3 separate regions of the Homo sapiens genome follow, and all the other regions are linked to region 1. The links are chromatin loops, found by intact Hi-C in ENCODE. Cell type or tissue: dorsolateral prefrontal cortex. All regions are shown on one strand. Each heading gives the region's core, and the rest is flanking DNA. Links, peaks and the distances in the headings are about the cores only. Region 1 has its middle 6.7 kb from the start of DPF1. Region 2 overlaps SIPA1L3 (signal induced proliferation associated 1 like 3). Region 3 overlaps SIPA1L3 (signal induced proliferation associated 1 like 3).

What was found. A loop is a pair of places that touch in the nucleus more often than their neighbours do. Peaks named below come from ENCODE experiments on the same cell type or tissue, not always from the same donor. Only the 100,000 strongest peaks of a DNase experiment are listed, where the experiment ranks them.
Region 2: a loop joins it to region 1, with 2.7 times the contacts of the local background. A loop is called at or near these places in 3 of 110 quality-filtered maps.
Region 3: a loop joins it to region 1, with 5 times the contacts of the local background. A loop is called at or near these places in 45 of 110 quality-filtered maps.

What each region holds. Positions count from the first base shown.
Region 1 is chr19:38,225,687-38,236,066 of GRCh38, forward strand. It overlaps a transcript of DPF1 not described here. Among named protein-coding and RNA genes, the nearest start is that of DPF1, 6.7 kb to the left of the region's middle. RefSeq lists enhancers at 1,793-2,563, 8,531-8,580 and a silencer at 3,914-4,293. In dorsolateral prefrontal cortex, for the core only: CTCF peaks have their summits at 4,159, 8,283 (motif pointing right) and 8,290 (motif pointing right); DNase peaks (open chromatin) are centred at 2,955, 4,155 and 8,315; H3K4me3 peaks cover 2,807 bases; H3K27ac peaks cover 3,017 bases.
Region 2 is chr19:38,168,817-38,179,196 of GRCh38, forward strand. The region is part of intron 15 of SIPA1L3 (signal induced proliferation associated 1 like 3); the gene reads left to right. Among named protein-coding and RNA genes, the nearest start is that of SNORD152, 11 kb to the left of the region's middle. RefSeq lists enhancers at 1,624-2,185, 6,675-7,175. In dorsolateral prefrontal cortex, for the core only: no CTCF peak of the experiment used is centred there; DNase peaks (open chromatin) are centred at 3,365 and 4,605; H3K27ac peaks cover 3,144 bases.
Region 3 is chr19:38,136,948-38,147,327 of GRCh38, forward strand. It overlaps SIPA1L3 (signal induced proliferation associated 1 like 3), which reads left to right. Exons shown (of 22, transcript NM_015073.3): 11 at 4,237-4,488; 12 at 5,626-5,763. Among named protein-coding and RNA genes, the nearest start is that of SNORD152, 21 kb to the right of the region's middle. RefSeq lists an enhancer at 6,584-7,433. In dorsolateral prefrontal cortex, for the core only: a CTCF peak has its summit at 5,659 (motif pointing right); a DNase peak (open chromatin) is centred at 5,674; H3K27ac peaks cover 5,215 bases.

The sequences.
Region 1 (10,380 bases), core at 753-8,752:
GAGAACAGCCTGGGCAACATAGCGAGACCTGGTCTCTACTAAAAAAAAAATAAATAGCTGGGCATGGTGGCACATGCCTATGGTCCCAGCTACTCAGGAGGCTGAGTCAGGAGGATTGGTTGAACCCAGGAGATCGAAGCTGCAGTGAGCTATGATCACACCACTACACTCCAGCCTGGACAACTGAGCAAGACCCTGTCTCCAAAAAAAAAAAAAAAAATAGATGCTCAGTAGATATTTGTTGAATGAGTAAATGCACCCATCATGTGCTGGGCACAGTTCACCCCGGGATGCTTTTATTATCTGCATTTTCCAGGTGAGGAATCTGAGGCACAGGAAGGTAACCTCACATGCCCGCATGCCCTGGCGGCTCTTTGAAGGTAAGACTGAAGGAAGGAGGCAGGCACCCCTGACGGCCCTCCCCAAGTAGTCCTGACCTCCTTCTCTCTCCCACTGTCACCCACACTGACTCCACCCGAAGAGATCCCCAGGGAGTGAGCAGACCCACTGAGTCACAAACTGACCCAGTCTCTCTGCAACACCACCACCCCGTCCCCCCTCCCGTCTCACCCCTCCTCCCCCTTTCCCCTTCCCACCCCTTCTCCCCCTTTCCCCTTCCCCTCTTCCACCCGGACCCCTGTAGAGCCAGCATTCAAATTTGGGCGGCTGCTGTAATTAACACGCCCACAAACGCCCTCATCCACCAGGGGGCGCCCCAGCCGACAGAAGTGGCCCGCTAGCCTTCACCATTTTTGTCACTTGAAATCCCCCCAAGAGAGAGATCCAGTCAAGGCCTCCTACACTCACGGTCACTTCTACACACACACACACACACACACACACACACACACACTCCTCTAGTCTTAGACCCTTTCCACAAACTCGCCCATCTAAGCCAGGTAAGGTCTTGGCCGGCCCCTCTCCTGGAACAGGAGGTAGGTCTCTGATTCACATATGGCCTGGAGTGGTGACAAGGGGATTAAGTGAGGGGCACTGACACCCCTACGATCACTCTGGCCTCCAGGGCCCTATAGTGGCCACCTCACACCTTACCCACGGTGAGCTGTGACCCCACCTTCCTCTCTCACCTCCCATTAGCTCACAGGTCCCGTAACACACCCTCTTACACTTGATTCCCACACCGCTAGCCTCAGACACGCAGACTCACTCCTGCCCCACCCCAAACTCTCATGTCGATTTGATTAAGAGAAGCCCGAGTGTAGACACTGAGTGCAGACCTTCCTAACAGTCCTCCTCTACCAGCAGAATTTCTATTTTTCTTTCTTTTCTTTTCTTCTTTTATTTCTCTTCCTTCCTTCCTTCCTTCCTTCCTTCCTTCCTTCCTTCCTTTCTTTCTTTCTTTCTTTTCTTCTCTTTCTTTCCTCTTTCTCTTTTTCTCTTTTTTTTTTTTGGACAGCGTCTCACTCGATGGCCCAGGCTGGAGTGCCATGGCATGAACACAGCTCGCTGCAGCCTCCACCTCCCAGGCTCAAGCGATCCTCCCACCTCAAACCCCCAAGTAGCTGGGACTACAGGCCTGTGCCACCGCACCCGGCTAATTTTTGTATTTTTGTAAAAACAGGGTGTCCCTGTGTTGGCCAGGCTAGTCTCAAACTCCTAAGCTCAAGTGATCTGCCCACCCTGCCCTCCCAAAGTGCTGAGATTACAGGCATAAGCCACCATGCCCGGCCCACCAGCAGGATATCTACCCACAGACGCAGGCTGACACTTGCAGCGGGCTCTCCTTTCTTTCCTTCTGCCCTAACCACCTGCACACACCACTCCCACATACTCTCCTACACACTTGAACTCCCAGTCCTCTCCCTGGCCCAAACAATCCTCCTGCCCCATCCCCCAATGCCCTGTGTGGGAGCTGGCCCACAGTAGAAATCAATTTCATAAATCAATATTGATACTACTAATAATAATCACTACATTTGGTCAGTGTCAGTCTCTGTGCTAACTGCTTTACAAAGATGGCCTTAGCCCCACGACAGTCCCATCGGGTGGTAAGGGCTGTTAGAAGCCCCCATACACAGATGGCAAAACTGAGGCTCACGGCAGGGAACATTCGTGGCTCAAGCTGGTTTTGGAACTCAGGCAGTCGGAACTTCCGAGGGCGGCACCCTGCAGCTCCTTCTCCCCAGGGGATTTGACTCACATTCTTTCAGGAGCCAGGGAGTCCCCACCTTCACCCCCACAGAGACCTTTTGGAAGGGAAGGGCACAGAGGGGTAGGGCCCTCCCAGTCCAGGCTTACTGTAGCTGGGCCCCTGCTCACGGCTGTAGCACACCTCCTCCCAGGGGTCTGGGCCAGGGTCAGGGTGAGGGGCCCCATCGCCTGTAGATCCACCAACCTGCACAAGAGCCCCGTTCCCAGCCATTTTGCGGATGTCCCCTCACAGGAGAGACAGCTGTCTGTGTGTGCCACTTAGGGTGAGAGGGCAGCAGAGGGGTGTCACCATCATACACCACCTCACACGGACCCGAGCCCCACACACCCGCTCCCGGCACCCTGCTCACGGCGAAGCCACACGTGTAGGCGCTTGCCTCTAAGTCCCTGCCCCCCTTCCTCTCCCAACTCCCACCCTCCACCTCCCACCCCCATTCCCGCCAGAAACCAGAAGCAACTGGCGGCCTCTGGTCCAGCCAGCAGGCGCATCCCTTCTCGTGGGTGGGGTAGGGGGGCGCTCCCTCTCTCCCTCTCTCCCCCCACCCCCCACCCCCGCCCCCAGCCCTCGATGTTCAAGGTCAAGGCAGCCAGCGCACGGGGTTGGGGGAAGGGTGGGGGAGGTCGCCCCGGCCCCTTTGTGCGACGCCGCGGGCGCTCGCCCTCCGCCTCCTCCACCAGGCCCGGGAGGAGGGGGAGGGGAGCGCCTCGCTCGCCTGCGGGGAGGGAGGGCGGGAGCGGCCGAGTGCCTGTCACTTGGAGCCCGCTGTCACCGCCTGGGAACGGGGGGTGGGGAGCGCTGGGACGTGGAGTCCGGGATCCCGAAGAGGAAGCAAGAGCGAGATGGAGAGGGGGAAGGGGAGGTGTGGAGAGCGCGAGGGATGGCAAGGAGAGGAGAGGGTCAGGAGGGGCCAGGCTCGGACCCAGGCTTCCGGATTCCCAGCCACCGGGCCCGGGAAGAGGCGAACGCTCGGAGGACCGCGGCCAGGGAGAAAGGGAGGGAATCCCCGGAGACCGAGGGCGCTCCCGGCACCCCCTCCTGGGCAGCCGGTCCCCAAAGGGATCAGAGATGCTCCCGTTTGATGTGTATGCGCGGGGAGAGGGAGGGATGCCGCGGTCCAGACTGACGGCGGGTTCGGGGCTTCCAGTTCCCGGGATCCCGGGAGGAAAAAGGGGAGGCAGCGGGGATGGAACTGGGGACCCCCGACGTCTCAGCTCCCACCCTGCGGCCGCGAGGGCCGGGGTCCTCAGAGAAAGAAGGGGAAAGAGAGAAAGGCGCTTTGATGAGCGGAGAGCGGGTGATGGAAACCCTGGAGACCGAGGTCCGGACTTAGGTGTTCGAGCTTTCAGCCCCGGCCGGGGCAGGCCCGGCACCTCCGGAGACCCTGAGGGAGAGATGGAGGAGAGGGAAACCCCTACCCCCACTCTGGGTGGGGAAACGGCCTCCGCCACCCCCAGCCCGCGCCGCATTCCTTCACTGACAGCGACAAAGAAGAGGCGCCCCCGCGACCCTGGAGGGGCTCCCGCCCCCAACCCCAGGGGGCGACAGGGGGTGGGGACCCCCGGGGCAAGGGTTCGCGCTGGGGGCCCCCATTCAACTACGGTCCGCGCGCTGCGTCCCCCTCCTCAGCCCCAGGGCGGGCGGGGGAAGGGCTCCTGGTGGGGGGGTCTGGACAGGGGGCGGGGACGGCAGGGACACTCACGACTTGAGCGGGTTCTGAATGGCGGTGGCCATGGCCCGCTCGGCTGGGCCGCCTCCGGCCCGGGGCGCCGCTGCCGCCGCGCGCGGGCCCAGCCCGGCCTGCGCCGCCCGCTCTGCCGCCCAGCGCGCTACGATTTCATTCATTCTTGGGGCTGCGGCGCGAGCGGAGCGGGGCGGGCCGGGGGCGGGGCTCAGCCAATCCCCGCGCCTCCCAGCGCACGACGGGACGTGGAGTCTAGGGGCGCGCGGCGGCGCCCGAGGGCGCCCCTGCCCGGACTACACGTCCCAGGGGGCGTCAGGAGGACCGCGCTCCCATTGGCTGCTGGGGATACAGGGAGGGGCGGGGCTCCCCCCAGAGCATCTTTCCTCCCTCCCTGGGAGTGCTCGGTCTCCAACTCGGGATCTCCACCCTCCAGGCACCGCGGGCGCGGAAGCAGGTGGTCCCTAGCTTCTAGATGTCCCCAGGGTATGTGGATGACCCTAGGGTCTGTCGTGTATTCTTGTCTAGGCCTATTTGGGTGTCTCTTCTATGTCGGACAGCCTGTGAACAAGCACAGGGGTTAATCAGTGCCTTTGTTCATTTACTGAGTGCCTGCTGTGTTCCAGGAACTCTTCTAGGCACTGGGGATACAGCAATGACCAAAACAAAGTTGCCGCTCTCAAGGAGCTGACATTCTAGTGGAGAAAGACAGATAATAAGAAAATAAATAGATAAAATCATTTCAGACAGTGAAAGGTGCTATAAAGAAAAGAAAATGGGGCCAGTCGTGGTTGCTCATCACTTTGGGAGGCCTGTAATCCCATCACTTTGGGAGGCCAAGGCAGGTGGATCATCTGAGCTTAGGAGTTCAAGACCAATATGGGCAACATGGCGAAACCCCGTCTCTACCCAAAATACAAAAAATTAGCTGGGTGTGGTGGTGCATGCCTGTAGTCCCAGCTACTCAGGAAGCTGAGGTGGGAGGATCACTTGAGCCTGGGAGGCAGAGATTGCAGTGAGCCGAGATTGTACCACTGCATTCCAGCCTGGGTGACAGAGCGAGACCCTGTCTCAAAAAAAAAAAAAAAAAAAAGAGAGAGAGAGAGAGAGAAAGAAAGAAAAAGAAAAAGAGAAGAGTCCAGGCACACACCTATAATCCCAGCACTTTGGGAGCCTGAGGCAGGAGGATTGCTTGAGCCCCATAGCACAAGACCAGCCTGGGCAACATAGTGAGATCCCATCTCTGCAAAAAGTTTAAAAATTATCTGGGTGTGGTGATGCATGTCTGGAGTCTCAGCTACTCAGGAGGCTGAGGCAAGAAGATCACTTGAGCCTGAAAGTTGGAGGCAGTAGTGAGCTCCAGCCTGGACAACAGAGAGAGTCTCCGTCAAAAGCAAGAAAGCAAGCAAGCAAGCAAGAGAAAGAAAGAAAAAGAAAGAAAAGAAGAAAATAAAATAGATTCAGCAGAACACAGATTCCAGAAAGAAAAAAGAAGCAAATAAAAGATAATTTTAAAAAAAGAAAACAGATTGATTTGAAGGAGTGAAGAAGTGGCTTCTCTGAAGAGATGACATTTGAGCTAAGGTCTAGAAGTTGCCAGCATGCACTAAGAAGCATGTCTAGGCACAGGATCACCAAGTGCAAATGCCCTGGGCTGGGAACAAGTGTGGCATGTTCAAAGATCAGGAAGCAATTGAGTGTGACTGGAGCAGAGTGAGCAGGGGGAGACAGCCTGGGGAGAGAGCAAGGACCCGGCTCATGTAGTACCTTGTAGGTCATTATAAAGAAAATGGATTTTGTTCTAAGTGCAATCAATCATCCTGAACTCTCCTTCTCCTCTTCTTTTTCGCACACACACTCCAAGCCCATCGGCAAATTCTGTTGTCTCTACATTCAAAACATATCCAGATTCCACCCACTCTCTGCACTTCATGGCCTGCACCCCAGTCCTGTCCATCATTGTCTGCTGCCTGGACTATGGTAGCAGCTTCATCACTGGGCTCCTGCCCCTCAAGTCTGCTCTCCCCACACAGCCAGAGCAGGCTATCTGAAGCATATCTCTGTGCTGAGCACAGTGGCTCATGCCTGTAATCCCAACACTTTGGGAGGCCAAGGTGGGTGGATCACTTGAGGTCAGGAGTTTGAGACCAGCCTGGCCAACATGGTGAAACCCCATCTCTACTAAAAATACAAAAATTAGCCAGCTGTGGTGGTGCATGCCTGTAATCCCAGCTACTCGGAAGGCTGAGGCAGGAGAATCGCTTGAACCTGAGAGACAGAGGTTGCAGCGAGCCAAGATCGCACTGCTGCACTCCAGCCTGGGCAAAAGAGAGATTCCATCTCAACTAATAATAATAATGATTAATTAATTAAGCATATATCTGCATCCAACCACTCTCTGGCTCAAACCTCCAGCGGCTTCTTTCATAATTTGAATAAAATGCAAAGCCCTCGCTACGCCCTCCTCCATCCCTCCTCAACCCTCATCACATTTCTGGCCTCTTTCACCTCCTTCCTTCCCTTGGCTAACTTCACTCCAGCCCCACTAGCTTCCTCCCTATTTCTGGAACATTCCAATCCCACTCCAGCCACAGGACCTTTGCACCTCTGCCTAGAGTGCTCCTCCCACAGACACCTGCCTCACTCCATCCCGCACTTCATTCAGGTCTCCGGTTAAATGCCACCTCCTCAGACACAACCCTAGCTAAAATTGCAGCCCCTAGCCTCCTGCCTCAGCCTCCCAAAGTGCTGGGGTTACAGGCGCGAGCCACAACACCCAGCCAAAATTATGAATAAATAAATGTATTGGCCAGGTGCAGTTTGCTCATGTTTGTAATCCTAGCACTTTGGGAGCCCGAGGCGGGTGGATCACCTGAAGTTAAGAGTTAGGGACCAACTGGCCAACACAGTGAAACCCCAGCTCTACTAAAAATACAAAAATAAGCCAGGTGTGGTGGCACGTGCCTGTAATCCCAGCCACTCAAGAGGCTGAGGCAAGAGAATCACTTGAACCCAGGGGGCGGAGGTTGCAGTGAGTCGAGATTGTGCCACTTCACTCCAGCCTGGGCAAAAGAGCAAAAAACTCCATCTCAAAATAAAATAATAAAATAAAATAAATGTATCAATTAGTCATGCTCCATGCCTCTCCCCAGTGTCCAAAAGCATGCACCCAGCATGAAGAGAATCAGGTGGGATCCAGGCTCTGCCCTACCCCATATGGACACTTGGACAACCTGAAGTGAGGGGCAAATTTGGGGCCTTTTTTAAGGAAAAGTGCCCAGCACAGCATCTGGACCTAAGGCTTCAAGGCAGAGAGAAGGGATACATTAAAAGGCACACTTGGCCGGGCGCGGTGCCTCATGCCTATAATCCCAACACTTTGGGAGGCCGAGGAGGGTGGATCACCTGAGGTCAGGAGTTTGAGACCAGCCTGGCCAACATGGTGTAACCCTGTCTCTACTAAAAATACAAAAATTAGCCGGGCGTGGTGGCGGGCGCCTGTAGTCCCAGCTATTAGGGAGGCTGAGGCAGGAGAATCACTTGAACTCAGGAAGTGGAGGCTGCAGTGAGCTGAGATGGCACCACTGCACTCTAGTCTGAGCAACAGAGTGAGACTCCATCCCAAAATAAATAAATAAATAAATGTCACATCCACTCATTTCTAGAGAACGATGATGGTCTCCATCCCTCTGTGGATGTGCTGGGGACACAGCAGCAAATAAGATGGCCCCAGACTTTGCCTTAAGCTTGGAGTCCAGAAGAGTAACAGACTCATCACCAGACAGTGATGTCCAGAGGGGTCCAGGTGGGGTTAGGGGACACAGGCAGAGGGGTCGGGGCTGGGACAAGGGGGACACAGGCAGAGGGGTCTGGGCCAGGATTGGGGAGCACAGGCAGAGGGGTTGGGTTTGGGACAAGGGGGACTCAGGCAGAGGGGCCCAGGTGGGATGGGGAGCACAGACAGAGGGGTCCAGGTGGGATGGGGAGCACAGGCGGAGGGGTCGGAGCTGGGACAAGGGGGACACAGGCAGAGGGGTCCGGGCCGGGATTGGGGGGCACAGGCAGAGGGGTCGGGGCTGGGACAAGGAGGACACAGGCAGAGGGGTCCGGGCAGGGATTGGGGGGCACAGGCAGAGGGGTCGGGGCTGGAGCGGGGGAGACACAGGGCACTGTGGGAGCCCAGAGGCGGCTGTCTCCTGGCCTAGCCTGACAGTCAGGGATGCCTTCCTGGAGGAGAGGACACCCGGCCTGCATGTGAATCCTTTTGAGTCCTGACCCCCTGATCTACCCAGACACAGGGCAAGGTTCCTGCTCTGACCTCTTGGGGCCTTAATGCCTGATCTTCTTAATGCCCATCACTCAAGCTTTGAGGAACAAACCCTAAAAGTCTCAACCTGTGGTCACTTCTCCTAACCCTGGAACCCAAGGGTTTGCCCACCAGAGGGCGCTGTGGCCCCAGTCTTTGTCCAGCAGAGGCTGCTTCGGAAGCCTCAGATCCGGGAGACATCCTGCAGGCCATGGGGCTGCCCGCAGAGACACTGGGCCCCCAACCCTGAGCCTCAGACCCTGCCCAGGACCTGGTCACCAGGGTATCTCCCTCTCCTTCTCTCTCTCACACACACACGCCTCTAATCCAAGGTTCCGGTGGACCTGGAATCACAGAAAACTCTGCCCCATACCCACTGGGTCCAGCTTTGGCCTCTGAAGGAAATGCAACTGCTAACAGCCACTTCTCCCCTCTCCTGCCCGCTACAATTCAGAGGAAGCCTTCCCTAAGTGGCCCTTGGGATGTTCAGATGTACCTTTCAGAAGTTTCCTGCCCAGGCCCAGTGCGGTGGCTCACGCCTGTAACCCCAGCACTTTGGGAGGCGGAGGCAGGCGGATCACCTGAGGTCAGGAGTTCAAGACCAGCCTGGCCAACATGGTGAAACCCTGTCTCTACTAAAAGTACAAAAAATAACTGGCTGAGCATGGTGGCAGGTGCCTGTAATCCCAGCTACTCAGGAGGTTGAGGTAGGATAATAGCTTGAACCCAGGAGGCAGACACTGCAGTGGGCTGAGATCATGCCACCTGCACTCCAGCCTGGGCAACAAGAGTGAGACCCTGTATCAAAAAAAAAAAAAAAAAAAAAGTTTCCTGCCCAGATGGGGATGCTGAGGCGCAGAAGAGGTGGGGCTGGGGGGCCATGCAGTATCAGGGCAGCAACAGTAATAATCGTAACAGCAAATAAAGACTCATTGGTTCAGCTCCTCCTGAGTCAGGACCTGTACTGAGCTTTAACAAGCTACACACATCACTGAATCATACAGACCACACTTGGGAAGCAGGCACCCAAATGTCAGCAATGAGCTGAGACGGGAAGCCCTCAACCTTCATGGCAGGGAGAAGTAGGATTCGAACCCAGATCTGGTTGGGTGTGGTGGCTCAAGCCTGTAATCCCAGCATCCCAGCACTTTGGGAGGCCAAGGTGGGAGGATTTTTTTTTTTTTTTTTTTTTTTTTTTTTTGCTTGATTTTGAAACAGAGTCTCACTCCGTCGCCCAGGCTGGAGTTCAGGGGCGCCATCTCAGCTCACTTCAACCTCCTCCTCCTTGGTTCAAGTGATTCTCCTGCCTCAGCCTCCCAAGTAGCTGGGACTACAGGCATGCGTCACCACATCTGACTAATTTTTGTATTTTTAGTAGAGATGGGGTCTCACCATGTTGGGCAAGCTGATCTCGAACTCCTGACCTCAAATGATCCACCCACCTCGGCCTGCCAAAGGGCTGGGATTACAGGCATGAGCCACCGTGCCTGGCCAGGAGGATTGTTTGAGCCCAGGAGTTTGAGACCAGACAAGGCAACATAGTGAGACCCCATCTCTACAAAAGATTAAAAATAAATTAGCCAAGTGTGGTGAGGGGCACTTATACTCCCAGCTATTCAGGAGGCTGAGGCAGGAGGATCACTGGAGCCCAGCCTGGGCTTCTGAAGGAGACATGACTGCTAAGGTCGAGGCAGTAGTGAGCTATGATTGTGCCACTGCACTCCAGCCTGGGGTGCTGAGGGAGACTTGACACAGACAGGAGAGTGAGACTCTGGCTCAAAAAAAAAATAAGAAAGAAAGATATATCAGGCTGGGAGCGGTGGCTCAGGCTGGGCACAGTGGCTCAAGCCTGAAATCCCAGCACTTTGGGAGGCCGAGGCAGGCGGACCACAAGGTCAAAAGATTGAGACCATCCTGGCCAACATGGTGAAACCCCGTGTCTACTAAAAATACAAAAATTAGCTGGGCGTGGTGGCACGCACCTATAGTCCCAGCTACTCGGGAGGCTGAGGCAGGAGAATCGCTTGAACCCAGGAGGCAGAGGTTGCAGTGAGCCGACATTGCGCCAAGGCACTCCAGCCTGGCGACAAAGCGAGACTCCGTCTCAAAAAAAAAAAAAAAAAAAAAGGGAAGGGAAGGGGAGGGGAGGGAAGGGAAGGGAAGGGAAGGGAAGGTCTCTCTGATTATTGGTGGGGATGCAGACTGTGGAGGCAAAGGGGAGAG
Region 2 (10,380 bases), core at 837-8,836, 57 kb before region 1:
TACAGACAATTGATGCTAATTGCAAATCATTCTTATCTGCTCATTAAAGCTGCTTCCTGAAGTTTTCTCCTAGGCAACCAGGCTTGAGTGTGGCACAGCATTTCCCAAAATGGGGTGCTTGAGGTGATTTGGGTGGTGCGGGGAGGAAAATGTTTTATTTTAAATGGATATATGCTTGCTTTCATGAGTATTAGGAAAAAGAGTTTGCAACTCACCCCCTGATTTTACAGATACCACCTTGGACAAGTTAAGGAGAAAATAAAATGAGTTGATTTAAAAAAACATATCCAGGCCCGGCGCAGTGGCTCACGCCTGTAATCCCAACACTCTGGGAGGCCAAGGCAGGTGGATCACTTGAGGCCAGGAGTTCGAGACCAGCCTGACCAACACGGTGAAACCCCATCTCTACTGAAAATACAAAAATTAGCCAGGCGTGGTGGTGCACGCCTGTGGTCCCAGCTATTCTGGAGGCTGAGGCGGGAGAATCGCTTGAGTCTGGGAGGCAGAGGTTGCAGTGAGCCGAGATCACGCCATTGCACTTCAGCCTTGGCAACAGAGTGAGACTCAGTCTCAAAAAAAAAAAAATCCATGTGGATAAGAGTGTGGCCTTTAGTGTCAGCCCACCTGCATTCAATCCCTCCCTCAGCGACTTCTTGGCTGTGTACCCCCAGGCAAGTAACTGAACCTCTCTGGGCCTCAGTTTCCTCATCTGTGAAACTAGGGATAAACCACATACCTACATCATAGGGATGTGGTAAAGATTGAATGTACCCTTAGAACAGTGCTTTGACTTGAAGACTGCCTGTCAGAATCATGGGGTATGAGGGTGTATTTGAAAAACACACAGAAATGAGGCCTTGCCTCAAATTCACGAAATCAGAATATCCCCCCTGGTCCAAGACCTGTTACAGGCAGTGCTGGGGACACAGCGGTGACTGGGGGAGCCCCAGTCCTGCCTGACTGACGCATTCCCAGACAGAGACAGCCCAGAGGGGTCAGGTCAAGATGGGCGAGGCCCAGGCAGAGGGGTCAGGGTCAGGGTGGGGGGCCCAGGCTAAGGGGTCAGGGCTGGGATACAAGGCAGCTGCGAAGAGGGGTCAGGGTAAGATGAGGGGCCCAGGTAGAGGGGCCAGGGTGAGATGAGGGGCCCAGGTAGAGGGGCCAGGGTAAGATGAGGGGCCCAGGTAGAGGGGCCAGGGTGGGCTGGAGGGGGGCCAGGCAGAGGGGTTGGGGCCATGATGGAGGGGTACAGGGATGTGAGAGCCCAAAGGGGGCCCCCCTAACCCAGTTGTGAGAGGGGCCAGCCCAGTTGTGGGAGGGGCTTTCCTGGAGAAAGAGTCTGAGCTAGCCAGGGAAGTCAGGAGGGAAAAGCAGTCCAGACAGAGAATGAGACGGACTCCCACTGTCCATCTCACCCCACCTCACTCCATTGGCCTCCCACAGTCTTCCCATTTCAGTAGGCACAAGTTCCCTGGATGGTCACAGAGCCACCTGCTTGGGGCCAGACCTTGGTTCAAGTGGCCACACGTGCCTCTGCCTCCCATGGCGGCCACACTGCACTGTGCACCGGGCAGCCCAGCAGCCCCCCTCATGTGCTGTCGTCAGAACGTGCCCCTGGGCTGGAGTGACAGCCTGCTCCCCAGCCTCTGCTCCTGGAAGGCAGGCACCTTTGAACAGGCCCAGCATGAGCACTCATTGACTGCCCTATGTCTACCTCCACAGCACTCTGTGGCATAGAACTTGGTATTTATTCACACAGCGAGCGCCTGCTGTGCACCGGGGCCTCTGCAGGGAGCTGGAACAGGCAGACCAGATCCCCACCGTCCTGGTACGGACGGAGGCCCATGGGAAACAGCTAGTGAATAATGCCAAAAGTCATGAATGAATTGTGCCAGGGGACAGCCTGCAGAGACGGGTGGGGTCTGAGGGTGGATGGGATGCAGAGCTGGAGGAGGTGTCTAATCTAGCCTAGGGCCAGCGATAATGTTCCTGAACGAGGGTCACATCTGCCAAGGATGAGGGGGACAGGGAGGAGGGAGCGGGTGAAGGAGGAGAGGGGTTCAGTGGGGCTGGAGAGACATTCATCTGGGATGCAGTTATACAGGTATTTGCTCTGTTTTTGAAATTGTGTGTATATATGCAACATATATATAGACACACACACTTTCTGGGCCTCAATATATGTTGTGAACCTCAGTATGTATATATACAACTATGTATATATACACACATATGTTTTTTTTTAAGTCTGTTGAATTTCTCATTCAGAAGAATGTATATATGACTATTTACCATTAACAAAAAAACAGAAGGGAAAGATGAGGCGTGGAGAAAGTATGTCTATGAATTAGAGTTGCGTGTGCAAAGTCCCTGTGGTAGGGAGGAGGGTGGTATCGTCAGGCCACTGAACACAGGCCCTTGGGCTCAAGTATAGAAATTGTGGCTGGGCACAGTGGCTCATGCCTGTAATCCCAGCACTTTGGGAGGCCAAGGCAGGAGCATCACTTGAGGCCAGGAGTTTGAGACCAGCCTGGGCAACATAGACCCATCTCTATCCCCCTACCAAAACTTTTTTTTTTTTTTTTTTTTTTTTGAGATGGAGTTTCGCTCTTGTTGCCCAGGCTGCAGTGCAATGGCACAGTCTCAGCTCACTGCAACCTCTGCCTCCCAGGTTCAAGCGATTCTCCTGCCTCAGCCTCCCGAGTAGCTGGGATTACAGGCACCTGCCACCACGCCCGGCTAATTTTTGTATTTATAGTAGAGACAGGGTTTCACCATGTTGGCCAGGCTGGTCTCGAACTCCTGACCTCGGGTGACCCACCCACCTTGGCCTCCCAAAGTGCTGAGATTACAGGCATGAGCCACCATGCCTGGCCAAAAATTTTTTTAAATTAGCTGGGTATGGCAGTAGGCTCCTGCAGTCCCAGCTACTCAAGAGGCTGAGGTGAGAGGATCACTTGAGCCTGGAAGTTCGAGACAGCAGTGTGCTGTGATTGCACCACTGCACTCCATCCTGGGTAACTGATTGACACCCTGTTGATCAATCAATCACTCCATCCTGGGTGACAGAGCAAGGCCCTGGAGGTAGGTAGGTAGGTAGGCAGGTAGGGCAGCCAATGGGAGGTTGGGGAAATCAGCAGTGGCCAGAACATTCAGGGCCCTACCAGCTCCATTATGGAGTTTGGATCTCATCTTAAGAGCAGCCAGGGTAATGCGGGTGGATTTGTGTTCCAAAATATGGTGCTGGCAGCGAGACAGGAGGCAAAGTCTCTGAGGGGGCTGAGGCTTGGATCTGCATGGGAGGACGTGGGCCTGAGCTGGAGGACAAAGCAACTGTGGATGTGGCAGCAGGCGGCATTGCCAGGAAGTAAGCTGGGAGGGAGATGCAGGCCCAGGGCAGAGCCAGCAAGCCATGTGAGAGTCCAGGGTGGCTGCCACGTGTCTGGAGGCTGCCGTGGCCTGGGAGCACCTGAGGTGCTTGTGAGAAGAGGAGGCAGAGTGGGGCAGCCAGCGGGGACTGATTCTTCCAGTCACTGACCTTTGCAGCCCCTACTCTGTGCCAGGTGTCGCAGCATCCTTCCCTTATGGAGCTGTCATTCTCCTGGAGACAGGACAAGACAGACAGACAGCCGAACCACCGTGGAGTGTGCCAGGAGGTGATAAGTGCTGGGGAGGAAAGGCAAAAACAGCGGGTCTCTGGGAAGGCTTCTCAGGAGGTGATGCGTTGTAGGAAGCCAGGGTGAGATCCAGGCAGTGGAAACAGTAGATGACTAGACCCTGAGGGTGAACTTACTCTCAATGCTCCAGAAATGGTCAGGTGGCCAGAGGGGCTGAAGCAGGTGGGATGGGGGGAGAGTGGCAGGAGGTCAGCATAGTGAGGTGGCAGGAGCCTGGTTCTAGCGGGCATATTGACCAAAGTCAGATGCTGGGATTTGGTTCCAAGGGACATGGGAGCCATGGGAGGCATTTGAGCACATCATCTGACTTAATGTTTTTAAAAAGATTACTGTGGGCTGGACGTAGTGGCTCACACCTGTAATCCCAGCACTTTGGGAGGCTAAGGCAGGTGGATCACTTGAGCCCAGGAGTTCAAGACCAGCCTGAGCAACATGGCAAAACCCCATGTCTACAAAAAATTAGCTGGGTGTGGTGGCACACGCATGTTGTCCCAGCTACTTGGGAGGCTGAGGTTGGAGGATTGCTTGACCCCGGGAAGTGGAGGCTGCAGTGAGCCGAGATCACATCACTGCACTCAGCCTGGGTGACAAAGTAAGACCTTATCTCAAAAAATGATAATAATAAAATGTAAAAATGAAAAAATAGAAAAGATCACTGTGGGCTACTCTGGAGAGGACGGACTATCTTGGGCAGGGGGAGGATGGTGGTCAGCATTCAAAGGCTGCCAGGAGAGGGATGGGTCCTGACACGCCCAAGCGGGGAGCCCCCTACCCTCCCTTCCCCGGGCTGCGGCCCTTGCCGTGGAAGCAGGTGCAGCCTGTAGCAGCTTGTGCCCATCGATGACCTCACAGATGCTCCCTCCAGACATTCGTCATGGGAGCCCAGCTGCCAGGCATGCTGCCAGGCGCCAGTGCCTGCCATGGGCACCGCAGTGGGCTGAGTGATCCTGGGCGGGCAGCCACCTGGCCCTCGCCCTCTCCTGAGGCAGCACGCACTCCAGAGCTTTCTGGGCTTCCAGAGCAATTTGTCAGAGCTGTTAGGAGCAGTCATAGGCTCTCGGCTCCACATGGAGCTGACGCAGCCGGGCGTTCCCAGGCAGGCAGGAAGCACGTGGCCTTGCTTCCCCAGGCTGCGCCAGGAGTCCCTGGGATGCCCTTCTGGGGACACAGCCCTGAAAGGTAATCTGAGGGCCTGAAGATCCACCGGGGCCCACCCTGCCTGTGAGTGTTGGGAGGCTGGGGTCACCTGAGACAGAGACCTCCTCGGAGAGTCACAGCTTGGGAAGAGGAAGCGAGGCCGTCTCCTGGAACTCAAGGGAGTGCGGAAGCCAGGCAGAGATCTGCAGGGCGGGGAGCAGTGCAAAGGTCCCAAGGTAGCAGTGTTTCTGATGTGTTTGAGGAACAGCTTCCGCATGGCTGGAGCAGAGTGAAGGAGAGGGAGTGTGGAGGAGCTGGGGGCAGAGAAGAGAGGGGGGCAGATGGGGGGCCCTGTCGGGAGGGCTCTGGGTCTTACCCAGAGTGAGGTGGAACCCTGAGAGAGTCCTGATCTGATTCACATGTTCCCAGGATCTCTCTGGCTGTGTGCTGAGGCTGGGGAAGGATGCAGGAGGAAGAGGGAGCCAGGAGGAGGCCGCTCTGACAATACAGGTGGCAGTGGTTGGTGGAGGTAGCGAGCAGTGGCTTGATTGGTATCTCTGTTGAATCTCTTGCCTAGACCCTCTCTGTGTCTGCTTCCTGAAGACCCGTCGCTTCTGCCCCACAGGCCACAGGGGCAATGTGGCTGCTTACGGCTCCTACACTGGAGCACAATTCCAGCCGCATGCAGGGATGAATTGGTTCTCCAGCCCATGACACACGTCAGGGAGAGAAAGCAAGATTGGTCCAGGGTGAAGGCCAAGTGGCTGGGGGCCCTCGGGGTATGTGGGTGAGCAGTGTGACTTCAGGGCTCTTCCTCTGACTGCCTATGTCTACATCACAGCTCCACCTCTTACCCCAACTGCGTGATCTCTCTCAGGCCCCTTAGGTGCTCTGAGGCTCAATGTCCTCATCTGTAAAATGGGGGTAATAGGATCTGTCAACCAGACACGGTGGCTCGCCTCTCATCCCAGCACTTTGGGAGGCCGAGGCGGGCGGATCACCTGAGGTCAGGAGTTTGAGACCAGCCTGGCCAACATGATGAAACCCCGCCTCTACTAAAAATACAAAAATTAGCCAGGTGTGGTGGCGGGTGCCAGTAGTCCCAGAGACTCGAGAGGCTGAGGCGAGAGAATCACTTGATTGCAGTGAGCTGAGATGGCACCACTGGACTCCAGCCTGGGTGACAGAACTAGACTCTTTCTCAAAAAAAAAAAAAAGGATCCTCCATCTAAAGTTGTGAGGGCGAACTGAGACCATGAGTTTAAAGCACTTATCACAGGACTGGAGACATAGCTGGGCTCAAGTGTATCAGCTGCTGCTGTGTTTTATTCTCATGTATTATGTATTGATATTTATCGTTAACAGTTGTTGTCACTGGGAGTACAGAATGGTGGTTAAAATATCGTCTCTCAAACCAGACTACCTATGTCTACATCCTGGCTCTTATCCCCCACTAGCTACATCATTTCGGGCAAGTTATTTCATCTCCCTGGGCCTCAGTTTCCCCCACCTGGAACATGGAGGTGGTGGTAGTTCCTGTCTCGGGGTTGCTACGGCGGCTAAGTGAGGTGACGCCTATAAGATGCTTAGAACAAGGCCAGGCAGCTTCCACAGGCTCAGAGTGGTCAGCACTGTCACTGCCACCTACTGTGCCACTGCTCCTCCTGGAGGCAGGGACCACAGCTCGCTCCCTGAGAGCCTGTCACCCACCCAGGACCACCCATTGGTCCCCTTCAGAGTCCCCAGGCTGAACAGACCAAAAGCATTGCACACACTTATGCAGCTGGTATGATTTCTCTACCCAGCCTCTGGTTTTTCAGCTTTTTTTGGAAGCATAAATCCTTTGACTCCAACAAAATGTTAAATGCTCCCCTAAGATGTCAAGCAGGTTAATGCATAGCTCTCTGGTTGAAGGTGAGGATGGAAGCACAGAGCACGTTGCCTGCCCCTCCCCCGCTACCACCAGTGCTGTCTGAGCCCAGAGCCCAGGGACCCACCACCTCCCTGGCACCTGCAGCTCCGCGGTTCCTCCTCAGGACTCAGTGCTGAGCACTTAGCACATAGGATCTCGTGAGGCAGGTGCTGTCATTGCCTCATTTCTCAGAGGAGGAAACTGAGGCTCACTGAGGGGAATAGACCCCACGCAAGTTGGCCACTGTGTTGATGGGAGCCAGGATTGGAACTGGGTCAGGTGGACAGCAAAGCCCACACTATGCTGCCCCAGTTTTCAAGTTGATATTGAGACTTCAGGAGGACGCATGGGCACACTGGCGCTCCAGAAAGAAAGAACGTTCAGGCTGGGCGCTGTGGCTCACGCCTGTAATCCCAGCACTTTGGGAGGCCGAGGCGGGCGGATCATGAGGTCAGAAGTTCAAGACCAGCCTGACCAACATGATGAAACCCCGTCTCTACTAAAAAATACAAAAATTAGCCAGGCATAATGGTGGGTACCTGTAATCCCATCTACTTAGGAGGTTGAGGCAGGAGAATCACTTGAGCCTCCTGAGTAGCTGGGATTACAGGTGCACACCGTCACACTTGGCTAATTTTTTTTTTTTTTCAAGTACAGATGGGGTTTCGCCATGTTGGCCAGGCTGGTCTCAAACTCCTGACCTCGGGTGATCCATTCGCCTCAGCCTCCCAAAGTATTGGGATTACAGGCGTAAGCCACTGCACCCGGCTGGCCACTTACTTTTTACCCTGTGCCATTTATGTAGTTTAATTAGACTTTTTTTAGGGTTGGTTTTTTTTTTGTTTTTTTTATTTGCTTGTTTTTTGTTTTTTTTGAGTGATGGGGACTCTGTCACCCAAGCTGGAATCCAATGGTGCAGTCATGCCTCACTGCAGCCTCAAACTCCTGGGTTCAAGCGATTCTCCCACCTCAGCGTCCCAAGTAGCTGGGACTACAGGCATATGCCACTATGCCCAGCTTAATTTGACTTTTATTCCGTACATGTTCCCCATCATTACTACTTTCAGAGAGAATCCATTAGTGTACACTCCTCCAGAGATTTTTCTCTAAACCTTTACCAACCCAGTTCTTTCAAACATACCACTTAGGCCAGGCATGGAGGCTTACACCTGTAATCCCAGCACTTTGGGAGGTCAAGGCAGGTGGATCACCTGAGGTCAGCAGTTCAAGACCAGCCTGACCAATATGGAGAAACCCCATCTCTACTAAAAATACAAAATTAGCTGGGTGTGGTGGCACATGCCTGTAATCCCAGCTACTCGAGAGGCTGAGGCAGGAGAATCGCTTGAACCTGGGAGGCGGAGGTTGCAGTGAGCCAAGATCATGCCATTGCACTCCAGCCTGGGCGACAAGAGTGAAACTCCGTCTCAAAAAAACAAACAAACAACAAAAAAACAAACAAACAAACAAAAAACATGCCACTTAACCCTTACCTTGCAAGAAATACAGTGACTTTTTAAAAATTCTAGTTTAGCTGGGCCGGGCGCGGTGGCTCACTCCTGTAATCCTAGCACTTTGGGAGGCCAAGGTGGGCAGATCATGAGGTCAGGAGATCGAGACCACCCTGGCTAACACGGTGAAACCCCATCTCTACCAAAAATAGAAAAAACTAGCCAGGTGTGGTGGTGGGCGCCTGTAGTCCCAGCTACTCAGGAGGCTGAGGCAGGAGAATGACGTGAACCTGGGAAGCGGAGGTTGCAGTGAGCTGAGACTGCGCCACTGCACTCCAGCCTGGGTGACAGAGCAAGACTCCATCTCAAAAAAAAAAAAAAAAATTCTAGTTTATTTTGCCAGGCGCAGTGACTCATGCCTGTAATCCCAGCTCTCAGAGAGGCAGAGGCAGGAGGATAGCTTGAGCACAGGAGTTCGAGACCTGCCTGGGCAATTTAGTGAGACCCCATTCCCCACAAAAAGGGGGAAAAAAGGACAAAAAAAAGTATAAAATTCTACTTTATTTCTTTTTTTCTCTATACATATGTGTGTATATCTATCTATATATTTTTTCCCTTAAATACACAGAATCATGTTTTATACCATGCATCGTTTCCATTTACTATAGTTCAGACCATCTGTCCTCATACATAAACAGAGATTGACCTTTGCACTGGCTGCATAGTTTTTGATCATAAGGATATGCTTGCGGCAGGGCGCAGTGGCTCATGCCTGTGATCCCAGCACCTTGGGAGGTCGAGGCAGGTGGATCACTTGAGGCCAGAAGTTCAAGACCAGCCTAGCCAACATGGTGAAACCCCGTCTCTACTAAAAATACAAAAATTATCCAGGCATGGTGGTGAATGCCTATAATCCCAGCTACTCAGGAGGCTGAGGCACAAGAATCGCTTGAACCCCGGAGGCGCAGAGGTTGCAGCGAGCCGAGATCACACCACTGCACTCCAGCCTGGCCATTTCCAACTTTTCCTGATTATAAACAGTACTACAGAGACCGTCCTCATACCTGCCTGTGTGTGCTTGTGCAGGCTTTTGGTGTGTGTGTGTGTGTGTGTGTGTGTGTGTGTGTGTGTGTGTGTGTGTGTGTTTTGTAGCTAAGACTATGGGACTATGGGCATGTGCTATTATTCCTGGCTATTTTTATTTTTTTGTGGAGGCAGGGTCTCTAGGGCTGGGCATGGTGCCTCACAACTGTAATCCTAGCACTTTGGGAGGCTGGGGTGGGAGGATCATTTGAGCCCCGGAGTTCAAGACCAGCCTGGGCAACATAGCAAGACCCCGTCCCTAGATAGAGTCTCTACAGCAACTCCTGGGCTCCAGCAGTTCTCCCACCTAAGCCTCCCAGAGTGCTGGGATTACAGCATGAGCCACCATGCCCGGCCTTGTGCAGGCTTTTCTATTGCATGGATTTCTGGGAGGCCAAATGTCTTGTTTTTGTTTTTGAGATGGAGTCTCACTCTGTCGCCCAGGCTGGAGTGCAATGGTGCGATCTCGGCTCACTGCAACCTCCGCCTCCCAGATTCATGCCATTCTCCTGCTTCAGCCTCCCGAGTAGCTGGGACTACAGGCGCCCACCACCATGCCCAGCTAATTTTTTTGTATTTTTAGTAGAGACAGGGTTTCACTGTGTTAGCCAGGATGGTCTCGATCTCCTGACCTCATGATCTGCCCGTCTTGGCCTCCCAAAGTGCCGGGATTACAGGCATGAGCTACCACACCCAGCCAGGCCAAATGTTAAGCTGAAGCCAGTCATCCTTCAGTTCTCAGTTCTGATGCTCTTGTCTCCTGGGGAAAGCATTCCTGACCATTCTTGGTGTTACATGCTTCAGTAGTTCCCTGGACATCTCCTCACCAATGCCTACTCTTTGCTCCATTGATAGATGTTGCTAAATTGTGGAAAGCATTACATAGTTGCTGTTTCAATCCAGTCGGACAATCCCTGCCTTTTGATGGGAGTGTTCAGACCATTCACGTTAAATGTAATTATTACTGCTAATGGTTGGATTTGCATTAGCCATTTTGCTATTGTTTCTGTATGTCTACTATCTTTCTTGCTCCTCTGTTCTTCCTTACTGCCTTATACTGTAGTAAATAAATACAGTTTCAGGCCGGATGTGGTGGCTTACACCTGTAAAATCCCAGCAC
Region 3 (10,380 bases), core at 807-8,806, 89 kb before region 1:
CTGGAGGAGGCAACTGCATCAGCTCTGATTTGTTAAGCAGTTGTCATGTGCAGACTCTGCTAACGCTCAGAGAATGCTCACAGCCAGCCCCATATTACAGATTAGGAAACTGAGGCTCTGAGAAGAGAATTCCTCACCCACACCCATGTAGGTGATAACGGGGCTAGAATCTGGATCAGCCATCTGGCCCCGCAGCCCTGGTCTGTACCTCTCCATGCTGCATGCTGCCTTCATTTTTGTTGTTGTTGTTGTTGTTTTTGAGATGGAGTCTCACTCTGTTGCCCAGGCTGGAGTGCAGTGGCATGATCTCAGCTCACTGCAACCTCCGCTTCCCAGGTTCAAGCGATCCTCCTGCCTCAACCCCCCTAGTAGCTGAGATTATAGGCACGTGCCACCATGCCTGGCTAATTTTTGTATTTTTAGTAGAGATGGGGTTTCACCATGTTGGCCAAGCTGGTCTTTAACTCCTGACCTCAGGTGATCCACCCGCCTCGGCCTCCCAAAGTGCTGGGATTACAGATGTGAGCCACTGCACCTGGCCCATATTTTTTTTTTTTTAGGAGATGGGGTCTAGAACTCCTGGGTTCAAGTGATCCTCTCGTCTGTTCCTCCCAAATGCTGGGATTATAGGTGTGAGCCACTGCACCCAGCCCATGCTGCCTTCAAAGTGATTGATTAATATTTTCCTCTTTATATTTTAATTATTATTTAGTTATTATTTTTTTGGACACAGGATCTTGCTGTGTTGCCCAGGCTGGCCTTGAACTCCTGGGATCAAGTGATCCTCCCAACTCAGACTGAGTTGTGTGAGTAGCTGGGACTGCCCAGCTATGTTTTTCTCTTTGAGGTCGTACCCAGGGACTCTTAGCCCAAGATGAAGCCATCAGTACCTAAGGGAAAAGGCCAGGCATGGTGGCTCATGTCTGTAATCCCAACACTTTGGGAGGCCGAGGTGGATGCATCACTTGAGGTCAGGAGTTTGAGACCAGCCTGGCCAACATGGTGAAACCCCATCTCTACTAAAAACACAAAAATTAGCCAGGCATGGTGGCAGGCACCTGTAGTCCCAGCTACTCAGGAGGCTGAGGCATGAGAATTGCTTGAACCCAATAGGCGAAGGTTGCAGTGAGCCAGGATCACGCCACTGCACTCTAGCCTGGGCAACAGAGCCAGACTCTGTCTCAAATAAAAAAAAAAAATAATAAAGTAACTAAAGGAAAAGTCAAGGACATAAGAAATCTACCCACTGGCTCCCAAACCACTCTACGGTGGGGCCATTGTCCATGGTGGTTAAAGTTGTGGGCTTTGGAGTCAACGTGCTAAATATTTAAATCCAACTTCTACTTCTTACTGGCTGTTTCACCTTGGATGGGTTATTTAACTTCTCTGTGCCTCGGTTTACTTGTCTTTAAAAGGTGATGTACTGATCAGGACTCTGCGTACCAGCAACAGAACAGACTGAAACATGGCGCCGCAAAAGAGAGTCTTCACTGGCTCACGTAGCCGACAAGACTAGGAGATGGGACAGCATTTAGGCATAGCCATATCCAGGGACTCAGACACCCTCACCAGGAGTCTCTGTCCCTTGTTTACCTTTCCATGTTTGCTGTCATTCTCAGTCAGTCTCTTGCCTCCCCCTCCCACAGGGGGTTTTCGAAACAGTTCCAGAATAGGACGTGGTGCCTCATGCCTGTAATCCTAGCACTTTGGGAGGCCAAGGTGGGCGGATCACCTGAGGTCAGGAGTTCGAGACCAGCCTGGCCAACATGATGAAACCCCATCTCTACTAAAAATACAAAAGTTAGCCAGGCATGGTGGCACATGCCTGTAATCCCAGCTACTCGGGAGGCTGAGGCAGGAGAATCGCTTGAACCTGGGAGGCAGAGGTTGCAGTGAGCCGAGATCGCACCACTGCACTCCAGCCTGGGTGACAGAACGAGACTCTATCTCAAAAAAAAAAAAAAAAAACTGAGTGTGGTGGCTCACGCCTGTAATCCCAACACTTTGGGAGGCCGAGGAGGACAGATTACTTGAGGTCAGGCATTCAAGACCAGCCTGGGCAACATGGTGAAATGCCATCTCTACTAAAAATACAAAAATTAGCTAGGTGTGGTGGCACACACCTGTAGTCCTAGCTACTCAGGAGGCTAAGGCGCGAGAATCGCTGAAACCTGGGAGGTGGAGGTTGCAGTGAGCCGAGATCTCACCATTGCACTCCAGCCTGGGTGACAGAGCAAGACTCCATCTCAAAAAAAACAAACAACTGATGCTCGTTATCTCTCGTTGGCCCTGCTTAGAGCACATGACAATTCTGTGCTAGTCATCGTGTCAGGGTGGGTGCTTGGAGAAAGCTTCTAATTGGTCAGGCCTGGGTCACATGCTAATACCTGGAGCCAGGAAGTGGGGTCAGCCCCACCCAGAGCCCATATTAACAAAGACCTGTTATCAGGAGAGGGGGTGTGGGGAGAGACACCAGGCAGGCAGGAATGGCAGGTGTGCACTGCCTGGAGACAGTGATAGTACCTTTCCCCACCTCTGCCCGGGCCTGGCATGTCTACAGGCTCTGATAGACGTTCATATTGTTATTGTTCCTCACCTGGTGCCTGGTGAGACATTGGCAGCTGCCAGTCCAAAGGGACAGCCAGAAGACACTGCCAAGTGTCAGTTCCAGCCATGGCGCTACCGAGGGGTGCGGTGTGTCGGGCCCTGGGTGCCAGAGCGCATCCACCTCTGTCTTAGTCTGTTTTGTGCTGCTATGACAGAATATATGAGATCGGATAATGGATAAAGAACAGACATACATTTCTCACAGTTGTGGGGGCTGCAGGTTCAAGATCCAGGCACTGGCAGGATAGGGCCTGGTCTTTCTACTTCCATGATGGGGCCTTGAATGCTGTGACCTCTGGAGGACAGGAACGCCACGTCCAAATACAGCAGAAGAGAAGAAGAGAGAGAGTCCACTCCCGCAAGCCCTTTCTATAGTGGCATTCATCCATTCATGAGGGCTCTGCCCTAAGCTCCTCCCACTAGTCCCCACCTCCCAACAGTGGCATTGGGGGTTAAGTTTCCAACACGTGACTTTTGGGGGAACACACATCCAGACCATAGCAGCCTCTGAACCACCATATCCACCAGATCTTTTGCTGGGTGGCCATGAACGGGGTGGCTCCAGGGAATTCAGGAGACACTCAGAGGATCAGCTCGATGGGGGTATGGGCACTTCCAGGCTGAAGGCTCCTCTGAGCTCAGCTCTCAGCTGCCAGGAGGTGGATTTCATGAGCATGGCTCGGGGACCCCTCCCATGCAGGGCTGCAGTGGCAGTGGAGAATGCCAGCCCAGCCGGCGGATCTCCCCGCCTCAAGCCAGGAGCACCATGGTGCATGTGCCAGCCTGGTCTAGGGGGAGTCACAGGTCTCTCTGCATCTATTTCAAGGTTGTAGATTTCATGGCTTTTTTTTTTTTTTTTAACCACCCCACAAAGTAGGTCACCTGCTCCTCTTCCAGCTGCCTTTAAGATTCTTTGGAACAAGGCAGTTACTGTCCTTTGATTCTGAGGACATCCGCCTTTCTGGCCCTGAGTACCGCTAAGGGGGGCCAGGCAGGTCTGTCGAGGACACTGGCGGCCTGGCAGCCGTGTGGCCTGGGTCAGGTAGAAGCGAGGGGCGGGAACAGAGAATTCGAGTGGGAGGAGGGAAGAGGAGATGAGGTGGAAAGGGCCAGGCAGTCGGAGTCCCTGTGTTGGGTCCCGTCCTGGTTGAAGACTCTGAGCTGGTAAGTTTCAGACCATTTTAAGGAGTATTCACTCGACTTTTAAAATAGGCCATCCCCAGCCGGGCGCGGTGGCTCACTCCTATAATCCCAGCATTTTGGGAGGCTGAGGCGGGTGGATAACCTGAGGTCAGGAGTTCGAGACCAGCCTGGCCAACATGGTGAAACTCTTTCTCTACTAAAAATACAAAACTTAGCCGGGCGTAGTGGCGCTTGCCTGTAGTCCCAGCTACTCAGGAGGCTGAGGCACGAGAATCGCTTGAACCCAGGAGGCAGAGGTTGCAGTGAGCCAACATCATGCCGCTGTACTCCAGCCTGGGCGACAAAGCAAGACTCTGTCTCAAAAAAAAAAAAAAAAAAAAAAAAAGCCATCCCGGTTTATATTGGGCCAGGAAAACCCAGCCTAGACAGCAGGCCCACGTGTTGGTGGGCTGGGGCCTTTCTGAGTAATGCAGTTTTTCTCCCCAGGGGTTGGCCGGAGACCTACGACATGAATACCTCGGAGCCCAAGACGGAGCAGGAAAGCATCACTCCTGGGGGCCGGCCCCCCTACCGCAGCAATGCTCCCTGGCAGTGGAGCGGGCCCGCATCCCATAACTCTCTACCAGCCTCCAAGTGGGCCACTCCAACCACTCCCGGCCATGCCCAGTCCCTGAGCCGGCCCCTGAAGCAGACCCCCATAGTCCCCTTCCGGGAGTCCCAGCCACTGCACAGCAAGAGGTAAGCACCTGCTGGGGGGACCAATACTTCCCAACCCCCACCAGCCCACACCCATCCTCCGCCCCTCCCTCTCCTCACTATTTCCTCCATCCTCTTCCTCGCCTCAAGCTTTCGACCTTCCTTCTTATCCTTATGTCTCCCTTGTTCCTCCCTCCCTCCTTCGTTTCAGCTTTCACCGTTGGCCTCTTGTCTGGGGACCCAGTGCTGGGGAGCTCTGGGTTAGAAATCCATTATACTAAGTAGACGACTGAAGCTCTGCTTTTTAGGCTGGGCACGGTGGCTCACGCCTGTAATCCCAACATTTTGGGAGGTCAAGGCAGGAGCATTGCTTGAGGCCAGGAGTTAGAGAGCTTGGGCAACATAGCAGAACCCTGGCTCTATAAAAAACATTTATTAAAAATTAGCCAGGTGTGATGCACACCTGTGGTCCCAGCTGCCCAAGAGGCTGAGGTGGGAGGATGGCTTGAGCCCAGAAGTTGGAGGCTGCAGTGAGCTGTGATTGCACCACTGCACTCCAGACTGAGCAATACCTTATCTCTGAAAAATAAAATAAAATAAAACTGTTATTTTTAAGGTGAAGGGACTGATAAGCACAAAATTTAGGACAGTGACTTCTTCCTGGAGGAGGCAGGGAAATGGGAAGTGGGGAAGCCCACAGGTAGATGTTAGCACCACCGTTCTAGTCCTGGGGTTGGCTGGTAGCTTCAGGGAGTTTGTTTTATGATGATGACAAATATAACTTAACAGATACTCTTTTGAAGATATTATATATTAAAAGATAAAAAGAAAATTTTCCAAAAAATGAAGGAATCCAACTTGCAGAGGGACATCTTGTCCCCAGGGGGCAGAGGCGAGAATGGTCTTGAGCAGCCTGCAGAAGCTGTGAGTTGCGGGCAGCCGCAGTGGATCCGGGAAGAGGGGGCCCAGGAGCATCCCAGCTTCTCTCGCCCTGTGCTCAGCATCCTCCCCTTCATCCTGAGCAGTGAATAGCAGAAGGGATGTGGCTGGGCGGGGGAAAGTTCGGTTGGTCTGTCTGTCTGTCCGTCTGTCCATCCATCTGTCTGTCCGTCCATCCTCCCAGGGCAGGGGTACCCTCCTACTCACCCTCTGCCTCCTTCCTCCCCTGTCTCCTTCTAGGCCTGTCAGCTTCCCAGAAACCCCTTACACAGTATCACCAGCAGGGGCCGACAGAGTCCCTCCCTACCGACAGCCTTCTGGGAGCTTCTCCACCCCCGGTTCGGCCACCTACGTGAGATACAAGCCATCCCCAGAAAGGTCAGCCTCCCTCAATTCTTTTCATGTTAAGGGATCTGATGAAAGCTGTGCCTCCTTCTTCCCCAGCAAATGCACACCCCCACAATTCTAGTTGCCATTTTATGGTGTTTCTGGACCCCTGAAGGTCCTCAGAGGAGCCCCATGGGGTGGTTATGTCTCAAGTTTTGGAGCAAAACTGGGCCGGGCTGGGCAGGACCCATCGTTGGCTTTCCTTGCAGCAGAATTTTGATTGCTGTTCTCTTGACACCTGTCAAGCAAGAGCATCCACTATCCAGCACGGCCATGCATCTAACTCTCTCCAGCCCTAAGCCCCTAGGACCAGGCTGCCAGCATTACCCAGTTTTCGAGATCTTTCAGGATTCAGTTCTGCCCACTTGCGTCCATCTGCAACCTGGCAGCCTGAGAGATCTCCCCAAACCCTCCATGGCTCCCCACCAGCCTGAGAGATCTCCCCAAACCCTCCATGGCTCCCCAGTGCCCTCAGGATAAACTTGGCATTCAAGGCCCTTCAGGCTCTGGCTCCGGCTGAGCTTATTCCCCAGCTGCCTTCAGCCCTCGTGCCCTCTGTTCTTCCTCTGCCCCCAGGTCCCTGTCTCAGGGGCAGCCACATCAATCCTAGTCCTTGGGCCTGAGCTGTGGCCCTCATCCTGTGAATGTCCCCTTCCTCCTCCTCCTTGCAGTGGTCCTCCTCCTGAGCATCTCTGTCACCCACCCTCTCCTCCTTTCCCTGTTCTCTTGCCCAGGCCACCACAGTGGGCTTCCAGCCTTCATCTCACCTCCCCTGGTCTACCCTCCACTCAACACTCAACAGCCAGAGGGATCTTTCTGTGTCTTTTTTTTTTTTTTTTTTTTTTGAGACCACTCTGTCGCCAGACTGGAGTGCAGTGGCGCAATCTCAGCTCACTGCAACCTCCACCTCCCGGGTTCAAGTGATTCTCCTGCCTCAGCCTCCCAAGTAGCTGGGACTACAGGCTCTCGCCACCACGCCCAGCTAATTTTTGTATTTTTAGTAGAGACGGATTTTCACCATGCTGGCCAGACTGGTCTCAAACTCCTGGCCTCAAGCGATCCGCCTGCCTCAGCTTCCCAAAGTGCTGGGATTACAAGTGTGAGCCCGTGCACCTGGCCAGATCTTTCTATACCTGAACATGCCTGTCCCCTGCTCCAAACCCTCCCACCACTCCCAGAGCCCTCAGGACACAGCTTTGGCCCCTCCCTGTGGCCACCAGGGCCCCTGCGAGTCTCGTGCAGTGCCACACTTTAGCCACACTGGCCACTCCCAGCTTCCTAGGGGGACTGTCTGTATTTCAGAGCCTTGATGGTGTTCCTTCCTTGGCCTGAATATGCTTCACACTCCTCGCCCACACTCCCCCCATCCTACCAACTCAAGCTTCTGTGCCCCTCTCCAGAACCCTTCTCTGGAGCTCCCTCTTGAGGCAAGGCACTGCCCCCCAATTCCTGTGTATTTCCTGACTGTGGCCTTGAGCACTCTTCATCCTTATTAGCCAGCTAAGAGTGTGTGTGCTTGCGCACGTGCATGTATGTGCACCTGTAAGAGAGCGAGAGAGAGACAGAGAGGGTAAGCGTGCTCTTCAAGACCTCCCATCACATAGTACACAGTCCGACACATGGCTGATCTTTGGTATATATTGGATGAAAGGATGGAGTGAGTGGGTTTGTTAAAATGAAACCACCTGCCTTAAGACCAGGGATCAGGCCACCAAACCAGTGGTTCTCAATCTTTAGCAGGCATTGGAATCACCCAGAGGAGGACTTGTTAAAATACAGATTATTGGGCCTGAGCCCCAAATTTCTGACCTGGTAGGTTCGGGGTGCTGCACCAGGGACCATTCTCTGAGAGTCACCACAGTCATCCATTGTTAGATTCTAAGCCTCTTGTTCAATTGGAGAAACACGCCCACTGTTTCTTCTTCTAGTAGCCACCATTCAGCTTTCATTCAGCAAAGGGTCTCAAGAGCTTTCTGGCGTGCCAGGAGGAGTATTTGAGATACTCAATTACGAGGGGGTTCTGTAGTCAGCCCTTGCTGACTGTGATGGAGAGGATCGTAAAAACCATGTGCACTCTGATGAGCACTCTAATAGAGGAAGAGGGAACACAGCCCAGCACTGGAGGTCTAGACTGGCTGCCTGGAGGAGGTGACATCTGAACAGAAGTTTGAGGGACTAATAGGAGTCTGCGACAGAGAGGAGAGAAAAAGTCATTCCAAACAGAGTAAAGGCCACAGATATGAACAAGCAGGATGCTGTGAAACACAGGAGAATCAGAGAGGAATCGGGTGTGTGCGGGACATGGGGTGTGGGGGCACCCAGGTGACAGCAGGGGCTGAGGTTGGAAATGGCAGTCAGAGTGACTCACCAGTAACAAAGGTGGTGGCAGTGGTGTTACCGAAAGCTCTTGGGAACTGTTGTTGTTGTTGTTGTTTTCTCCTAAAGTCTTGGTATCTGCCTTTATTATTTTAACTTTTTATTTTGTAATAATTACTGAGTCACAGGAAGTTGCCAAAAAAAACATACAGGTGGCCGGGCACAGTGGTTCACGCCTGTAATCCCTGCACTTTGGGAGGCCGAGATCGGTGGATCATCTGAGGTCAGGAGTTCGAGACCAGCCTGGCCAACATGATGAAACCCCGTCTCTACTGAAAATACAAAAAATTAGCTGGGTGTGGTGGCACGCGCCTGTAATCCCAGCTACTCAGGAGGCTGAAGCGAGAGAATCGTTTGAACCTGGTAGGTGCAGGTTGCAGTGAGCCAAGACTGTGGCACTGCACTCCAGCCTGGGCAACAGGAGCAAAAACTCCGTCTCAAAAAAAAAAAAAAAAAAAAGAATACAGGGAGGTCTTGTGAACCTGAACCCTTCACGCAGCCTCCCCTATTGTTAACATCTTGTATGGTTATAACGCAATATCAAAGCAAGAGGTTGACATGGGTACAGGCCTACAGCTTATTCAAAATTCACCAGTTATACATGCACTCATTTGTGTGTGTGTGTCTGTAGCTCTGTGCAATTTTATCACATGTGAAGTGTTGTGTAACCATCACGAGGTGCCTCATGCTACCCTTTTATAGCCACACCCATCTCTTCCCCCTGTGCCTAACCCCTGGCAACCATTCACCATTCATCTGTTCTGAGGCTCTTTTTTTTTTTTGGAGACAAAGTCTCACTCTGTCAGCCAGGCTGGAGTGCAATGGCACGATCATATAGCTCACTGAAGCCTCACTCTTCTGGGCCCAAGCAGTCCTCCCATCTCAGCTTTGCAATTAGCTAGGACTGCAGGCATGCACCGCCACACCCAGCCAATTTTTCTTTTCTTTCATAGAGACAAGGTCTCGCTGTGTTGCTGAGACTGATCTTGAAGCCCTTGCCTCAAGCCATCCTCCCACCTGGACATCCCAAAGTGCTAGGATTACAGGCGTGAGCCACCACACCCAACCTGTCTTTTAATTATTGTTATTTCATGATGAATGTTAGATAAAAAGAATCAGATGTACGTATGCTTCAGAGGTTGTCTTTTTCACTCAGCAGAATGTCCTTAAGGTTCATCCACGTTGTCGCGAGTCTCTAGTTCACTCATTATGCTGTTTATTCCGTGGTCTAGATATACCACAGTTTAACCACTCACCCATCAAAAGACATTTGGGGGAGTGCATATTCAGGGCACTTTGAATCTATGCTGCTGGGTTGAAATAAAGTTTTTTAAAATATTAAAAATATATTTTAAAAAGATTTAAAAAGACATTTGGGTAGTTTCCGAGTTTTGGCTATTATAAATATTCATGCGGTGAACATGTACATTCAGGCATACAGGTTTCTGCATGAAAATAAGTTTTCATTTCTCTGGGATAAATGCCCAGGAGTACAATTGCTTACCGTATGGTAAGTCCATTTTTAGTTTGAAAAGGAACTGCCAAACTGTTTTCCAGAGTGTCTGTATCATTTTACATTCCCACCAGCAGAGCGTGAGTGATCCGGGTCTCCACATCCTCACCATTTGGCGTTGTCACTGTTTTTCATTTTAGCTACTTTTGATAGGTGTGCAGTGATATCTCACTGTGATTTTAATTTGCATGTTCCTAATGGCTAAGGATATTGAACACCTTTTCATGTCTTATTTGCCACCCCTGTATCCTCTTCAGTGAAGTGCCTGTGCGTGTCTTTTGTGCGTCTTCTAATTGGGTGTGATGGTGTTCTGTGTCTAAGAGTTCTTTGGACATTCTAAATACAAGTCCTTTGTCAGATATGCGATTTGCAAATATTTCCTCCCAGCCTTTAGTTTGTCTTTTTTACAGGGTCTTTCACAGAACAAAAGTTTTTTATTTTATTTTTTATTTTTATTTATTTATTTATTTTGAGACGGAGTCTTGCTCTGTTGCCCAAGCCGGAGTGCAGTGGTGTCATCTCGGCTCCCTGCAACTTCTGCCTCCCAGGTTCAAGCGATTCTCATGCCTCAACCTCCCATGAAGCTGGGATTACAGGTACGCACAACCCTCCCAGCTAATTTTTGTATTTTTAGTAGAGACAGGGTTTCACCATGTTGGCCAGGCTGGTTTCAAACTCCTGGGCTAAATCAAGTGACTCTCCTGCCTTGGCCTCCCAAA